2 separate regions of the Homo sapiens genome follow, and region 2 is linked to region 1. A link is a loop called in an ENCODE intact Hi-C map of the cell type or tissue named here. Cell type or tissue: heart right ventricle. All regions are shown on one strand. Links, peaks and the distances in the headings refer to the core of each region. The heading gives the core; the rest is flanking DNA.

Evidence for each region. Hi-C counts contacts between places; a loop is a spot of excess contacts. Peaks named below come from ENCODE experiments on the same cell type or tissue, not always from the same donor. Only the 100,000 strongest peaks of a DNase experiment are listed, where the experiment ranks them.
Region 2: it touches region 1 in a loop (1.9-fold over the local background); 5 of 110 quality-filtered maps call a loop at or near these places.

The regions. Positions count from the first base shown.
Region 1 is chr5:9,511,770-9,515,624 of GRCh38, reverse strand. All of the region lies in intron 1 of SEMA5A (semaphorin 5A), which reads left to right. SEMA5A-AS1 (SEMA5A antisense RNA 1) reads right to left here. Exons shown (of 3, transcript NR_109935.1): 2 at 3,560-3,645. Among named protein-coding and RNA genes, the nearest start is that of SEMA5A-AS1, 2.4 kb to the right of the region's middle. In heart right ventricle, for the core only: a CTCF peak has its summit at 1,584 (motif pointing right); no DNase peak of the experiment used is centred there; H3K27ac peaks cover 2,393 bases.
Region 2 is chr5:9,383,502-9,387,356 of GRCh38, reverse strand. All of the region lies in intron 2 of SEMA5A (semaphorin 5A), which reads left to right. Among named protein-coding and RNA genes, the nearest start is that of SEMA5A-AS1, 130 kb to the left of the region's middle. In heart right ventricle, for the core only: no CTCF peak of the experiment used is centred there; no DNase peak of the experiment used is centred there.

The DNA of each region.
Region 1 (3,855 bases), core at 618-3,117:
TGACAGAACATATCTGTCATTTGTTAGCAGCTGCAAGCTCTTCTGTTTGTGTCATTCTTATGGGGTCTAAAATTAATTGGGAACATTGCACGTTCTCCCAAGTTCTTTGCCAACTCCCCTATTGCCATAACCATATTACACATGCATTTTTCACACTTATTTCAAGGTTCTCAATGAAAATTTCTTAACGTCAAATTAAGCTGCCCTATGTTAACTTTTAAAGGCATTTTTAAGTTTCCGTTGCATGACGAACTAGAGATGGTCCCTGCCTTCAGATGGTTGGACTTACAGTTTTTGACTTCATGATGGTGCTAACATGATATACATTCAGTAGGAGCTGTACTTTAAATTTTGAATTTTGATCTTCTCTCAGCCTAGTGATATATGGTGGACACTCTCTTACCATGCTGGGCAGTGGCCATCAGTCACAGCTCCGTCAGCCACTTGATCACAAGGGTAAATGTCCAATACTCTACAGTGGACTGAGTTGCCAAATGATTTTTGCAACTGTAGGCTCATGGGAATGTTTTGAGCATGCTTAGAATAGGCTAGGCTAGGCTATGATGTAGTTTAGTATATTAAATGCTGTTATGAAAATACGATTTAAGTGTAGGAGAAAAACATTTTGAGGAACATGGCTTTAAACTTTTTAGTATTCTCTGTTGACAGAACGAGAGAATTGCAGGATCCCACCCCACAATTTTTTATCCATAAGGTTAATGATGCATGGAGCTGAGGATTAAGTTTGAGTGGAATCTACACTAACCAAAACTCTTTTTAAGAATGATCTTTTTGAAGGAACCTTAGCAAGCATATTTTCATTTGCAAGGTGATTTAAAAGTAACAGTTGACTCTCCATATCCATGGGTTCCAAGTCTATGGATTCAGCCACCTGTGGATCAAATATATTTGGGAATAAAAGGGTGGTTCTATCTGTACTGAACATGTACAGACTTTTTCTTGTTATTTCCTAAGCAATACAGTATAACAACTATTTACTTAGCATTTATATTGTATTAGGGATTGTAAGTAATCTAGAGATAATTTAAAGTACATGGGAGGATATGCATAGGTTATATGGAAATGCTACACTATTACATATCAGGGACATGAGCATCTGTGGATTTTGGTATGGGGAAGGGTCTTGGAACCAATCCCTCAGGTATACTGAAGGATGACTGTAGTTCTAAATGATTGACATTAAGAGGTTAACCTCTGCTGCTGTGGAGGGTGTGATAGTCCACTCCAAAGACGTCCCTGTCCTAATCCCTGGAAGTTGTGAATGTTACCTGACATGGCAAAAGGAATGATGCAGATGTGATTAAGTTACGGGTCTTGAGGTGAGAGATTATTCTGCATTGTCCATGTGGGTCTTAAATGTAATCGTGAGAGTCCTTATAAGAGGGAGCAGAGGAAGATTTGCTGCAGATAGAGAGGAAAAGGCGATGTGAAGATGGAGCAGAGAGAGAATTGGAGATGCCCTGCTCCTCCCTTGTAGATGGAAGGGAAGCCCTAGCCCAGGGAGGCAAGCAGCTCTAGAAGCTGGAAAAGGCAAGGAAGGAAACAGATTCTCCTCTATAGCCTCCAGAGGGAGCAGGGCCTCGCTGAGGTCTTGATTTTGTCCCAAGGAAACTCGTTTTAGATTTCTTACCTCCAGAAATGCAAGAGAATAAATATGAGTTGTTTTAAGGCACTAAGTTTATGGGAATTTGTTACAGTGGTCATTTGTTACATAGGAAACTAACGTTCCACTCCACTATCTCACTAGTGAGCTTTTGACCTAAGAGTATTGAGTTTTAAAACATAAAATTAATGTTTAAATGTATAATGAGCCTGTATGAAGCTATAATTGCTATAGTAATTCAAATAAGGGGATAATTAAAACGTAAAAATATTCTGAAGTCGACTCTGGGGCATAGATTGTTAGGAAAGGCTTCAGAAGTAGATGGAATCAGTGAATCTTTAGTTGCTTGGCATTTTAAGACACAGCTCTGTATTGTACCATCTGTTTTGTGTGAGGAGCTGCCGCCGCCACAATATCATACAATCACTGGTTGTAAATTTTGTTGAAGCCATTATGATCTCTTTCTTCCCAACCTTTCCTCTCTTTTCCCTCTGTCTTCCCCTAAACACAAACATGTGTTCCAAGTGGTTGAAGTTTTCTGGAGAACCACTGTATAAGCTGTGCACATTTTTGATTTAATGAAAACTTCTAAGACATCCTGAAAAGAAAAAGTGTTTTTCCTTTTAAAGAAATTTGATGGAATCTAGAGGATTTGATGCCTTTTTGGGTGAAATCCAATGATAGGATTCTTTGCTAGATTATTACTTTTTCACTCTGTAAAGTTTTCTGGTTTAATACTATTATCGGAATGAATTATTAACATCCCTAAATTTACCAAGACACACATTTAATTCATGTGATTGTGTGATTCTTTTTAAAAAAACATATCTTGAGATGGGATATTTATTTTCTTGAAAAATTTTAGTATGAAAATTCACATCAACATATTATATTTACTCTAGTCCTCAGCTTGCATATATATATATATATATTATATATATATATTTGCATCTCATTTCAGCAAAATAAGGCAGAGCATTTTTTGCAACTTGGATTTGGCTTCCTTTTATTCTTCGTTTTCATTAATGCGTTCCTTGCTTTGGCACAGAACTCTATTTGGTTTGCAACACTCTAGGAAAAATGCTTAATTACTGAAAAACTTTGAAATTCAGGAAGAACATGCAGGGGAGCGTATTTGTTCAGGTCACGTTTATGTGACTTTCAAGAACAGATAAAAATAATCTGTAGCTAAACCAAATTGGTGCTTTCGTTGAAAGGATTTGGTTGTCAGTGGGACAGAAAGAAATGGTGGTGTCTAAGGCTTCCTTTAATTTAAAATGCCTTAAAAGGAAAAGCAGGATGCATAACAGAGCCTCTGCTGGCATGGGATCAGGCTCTTCTTGAGATCTTTCCAGAATACTCAACACCGTGCAGCAGAATTGAACATTAATGTTGACTTTTAAAACCACTCCATGTGCACTGAGAGACTGCTCAGTTACTATGAACATCTGATCTTAAAAAAAGAAAAAAAAAGATAGAAAGGAAAATAACACCGGATTATGAGTTAGAAGACCAGAACTTCAGCTTTTGGATTCACCACTTCCTACCCACATCACTTTAGACAAGTCCCTGCTATGCACTGAGCTCTGGCTTCTTCATTTGAAAAGTAACGATACCTATTTTGCTTCCCATTCAGAGGGCTTAGGAGGATCTAAGGGTTAGGTATATGGAAACACATAGTAAAATATGATGTTATATATAATAAAAAGGAAATGCAAAATTATGAAGTTATTTTGATTGTTGCTAAAGTCATACAAAAGTAAATGTTTAGCACGCTTTTTTATGTATGGATGAGGTTGAGAATAATCAGTTATGCTCTTATGCTTTGAGACAAGGGAGGTGGAGCTGGGGCTATGTCAGCTCCTCTCTTTTCTAGAAGCCACAATTTTGACTTCCTTTGACTTTCATTGCCAGGAACATAAGACTGATGAATACTTCTCTGCCTTCATTCATCCCCAAACTGTGAAGGATGTTTCCAAGACTTTTCTTCTTTTGTCTCTGGTCAAAAGAGAACAAGATATCTGTGTAAAGAAGAAGACAAATCATATTTTGTCAGGATAATGTTGTCTGCCTTAGTGTTACATACTATTATTTATCATAACTTGCCCTCAAATTGTTTGTTTTCTAGTTGTTAACAGGAATTCATCTTCATTATTATTTAATTTATTTTTAATTGACAAAAGTTATATATATTTATAGTGTTCAACATGCTGTTTTGATACATGTACATC
Region 2 (3,855 bases), core at 802-3,301, 130 kb after region 1:
TGGAAAGCTGTACCTTGTCCACCGAAGAAATCCTTCATTATGGCTGGTTTAATACAGATTAAGGATACCCCGAAGACACTGCCCGTTTTCATGCCTTAGGTTCATCCCTGATTATATTCACTAGAGACAAGGCTATGCTCCTGGTCTGGGGGTGATTCAGGTCATGTGACCTTGTGGCCATAAGTATGTGGTTTTAGAAGCCTGAGCAGAGAGCTTGGGCTGTAGAATATAAGCAGCCAGAAGGTAGCAGGACCCATCCTGATGTGGCCTGTCACTGCACCTTTGATCTCACATGCACTGTTTAATCTCTCTGAGCCCATAGCCTTCTCAGCTACAAAGAGGGAAGAGAGACTAGATGATTTATCTTTCCTCGTTCACCTTCCAAATTCTGGGAGTCCTTGACTCATTTCTTGTCTCAGATGTACCAAGGGCCTAAGCCACCTCACAATGGGCTCACTCAGTGGCAGGGGATGGGTGGATTATAAATGGTCCATAGGACACTAGCTCTGTTTTCTCAGGTTCATTCAGGCAGCCAATTCAGCATGTTGGAGCACATACACTTGGCATTGGGACTATGTGTAGATTGTTTACAATAAAAGAGAGAAGCAAAACTTAATCAAGACTTAGAAACAAAAGGTCTGGGTCTCTCCAAGGCAACCTTTCACGTGGAAGCAGTGGTGTGGCAGGCACTCTAATGTCCCATCTGGGTTTCTGGAAAGGAGCTGCCGCTGTGGCTGGTGTCAGCCACCATGGTGTGACCACGGAAGACAGTCTGCACCAGGAGCAGTGGGAGGACTAGACAGATGAGGGGCTCATGACATCAGCAAGGGTGCAGATGTGACTACTGAGTGTGCAAGGCTGCCTCTGAGGACCCTGGCAAGGTGAGAGGGACCACAGGGAAGGTCTTGCAGTGTGAGTAGTGGAGACAGATTAAGAAGGAGCTCATTCTCAGCTATTCCTCTAAAAGCATGATTTTTTTTTGAAAGGCAGAAGCTGAATACTGAGTTTTTCAATACGCAGAACTATTTACTGGGCAGCAGCTGACAATCATGCACTGGACCCCATCTTTGGCTCTGTCAGGGTGTGTAGGGCATGGCTTCGGGGTTGGTTTGTTTGCTGGAATGATTCTTTAGTATTTCTGCATTCAGTCTGGAAGGCGACTCTAGTTTCTGTGTGAGCAGTTCATCTGATCCCTTAAAACAGGGCTAAGAAATGGAAAGAACAAATGCAAAAACAAACATTTGAAAAGCACGTTCCAGCTGGGCGTGATGGCTCATGCCTGTAATCCCAGCACTTTGGGAGGCTGAGGTGGGCAGATCACGAGGTCATGAGTTCAAGACTAGCCTGACCAACATGGTGAAACCCTGTCTCTACTAAAAAAACAAAAATTAGCCAGGTGTGGTGGTGTGTGCCTGTAATCCCAGCTACTCAAGAGGCTGAGGCAGGAGAATTGCTTGAACCCGGGAGGCAGAGGTTGCAGTGAGCCGAGATCATGCCGTTGCACTCCAGCTTGGGCAACAGAACTAGACTGGACTCTGTCTCAAAAAAAAAAAAAAAAAAAAGCGCTTTCCAACTCCTTCTCCTGCAAATCCTGGATGTTTTGTTTTTTTACATTATGACAATCTGTAACTGTTCCTAATTAAGAGACACACATGCAGCAATCGCTTCAGCCTTTTGGTACTAAGGATTGTCCTGCTGTGGCATGCATGGGACAGGACTTCCTGAGACATCTCTGAGGCCACCTCACTAGGTCAGCTCACTCACCTGACTCCTTTGTCCTTTTGCCAAAGCAAGTCTCTAATGCCATCAAGTAGGGGATGGGCGCAGGAGGGGTTTGTGGACTCTCTGGACTATACCAACAGATTAGGCTATATCCATCTTTATGATAGGCCTATAGCTCAGAAGAAACCCAGCCTCCTCTGAAAAGTACATTAAGCTTATGTTGGATCTGTTTTTACTAATAACTGGTTAGACACTGTTCCCTAAGCAAAATGCCTCATGGAAGCTTTTATTCCTTTGATTTCTTTTTTATCTGACAGCAATTTTTTTTCCTAAAAGGAGCAGTTATTTTCTGTCCCCAAAGCCTATTCAGTTTCAGTTGTAGCGTGGGAGTGAATGAGAAATGTTATTTATTGCACAAACACTTCTATACAGAGTTGTACTTATTTAGATCGAGCTTATAGAGATATCCTCCTACATCTGGAAAATAAAAGGAAGTTTAGGGGTTTCAGGGGTTTTGAAGTAGACGCACCAAAAATGCTTATATGTTGTCTCCCAAATTGGCTTTCTAGAATAAATCTTCATATTGGCAAATTCATTTGTTTCATATTAACTCACGTAATATATTTTTATTTTTCTAGAGTTGGTTGAATGATGATAGAACTTTGATCCTTTGAAAATTCCTTCATAATGTATTTCCCAAATGTAGCACATAGTTATAATTAACAGGAATTTCATATATCTTGAAATTTTGCCTGAATGACTCAACACAAATTTAGTTTGGTGTTTTATATAAGCATATTTTGAATAATCTTTCAAGTCATGGCAGCTTGTTTAACTTCCAAAGAGGGAAGTTATCTATGTATGTATGCATATGCAGATGTATGTATGCATCTGTCTGTCTGTCTGTCTGTCTGTCTGTCTATCTATCTATCTATCTATCTATCTATCTATCTATCTATATCTATCTATCTATATCTATCTATCTATCTATCTATCTATCTATCTATCTATCTATGTATCTATCTATCTATCTATCTATCTATCTATCTATCTATCTATCTATGTATCTATCTATCTATCTATCTATCTATCTATCTATCTATCTATAGCAGAGGTTCTCAACCAGGGGCAATTTGACATTGTCTAGAGACAATTTTGGTTGGTGCAAAGTTGGTGGTGGGAGGGGGTGTTACTAGCTCTAGTAGGTACAGGCCGGGGATGCTGCTAATTTCATAGAATAGCCCAGAACACGGGATTATATGACTAAAATATCAATAGTGCTGAGCGTGAGCACTAAAAGCCCTGGTATGAATGTGTTCCTCCTACACCACTGAGAGGCAAGAGCTCCATGATTCAGTGGAATATGGACCTGCTGAGTCCGGGAAGGAGGGACCTGCTATTTAGAGCTGAGTCTATTTAGAGTAAAAGCCTCTTCAAGGAGTTAGCCTTCCATGGTAAGTTGCTTAAAAAAGCCCACGTCTCTGCATGAAGACTATGAATGCCCTTTCCTGTCACCTTACTGTAATGACAGTTTACAGTACCTTTAGTTTAAGAAAAAAGGTACTATGTTGTAGTCTGAAAATTATAAACCTCAAAAAATTACCTGTTCTCATTAAATGTTCTTTCCTAACATGACAAACATGTCATTTCAGCTCATCACCCTTGAACTACGTGTTCCATTTTAGCTGCTCATTCTCTATATGTGTCATTTCCCCTCTTCTCTAATTGTCGCTTTCCAAATCCCAAGGAAAGAGCATTTCAGACACTTGGGTTATTTTTCTCTTCCTTTCATTCAGGTGGCAAAGATGTTAGGGCTTCTAACATCAAGTCTGTTAAGATCAGAGTGGAGGGCATATTGTAAATAAAGGACAGTTGCGGTCACAAGCAGGTCTGGATGATGCCCTTCATCGGTAGCAGAAGGGGAATCTATGTTGGCTTAGATGTGCACGTTGAAAAACTATGTGTAAGAAAAGAATGTGCTCTTAGTCCCTAGTTGATTTGCACTCATTCTTGGAGATAATGACAGGGCAGTGCTCCAACCCATCTCCATGATGGCTTGCTGCTCTGTGACAGTGGACTTATCATTGATATGGCTCTGGGTGGCTGTTGGGTGCCAGGCATGGGTGTGAGTGC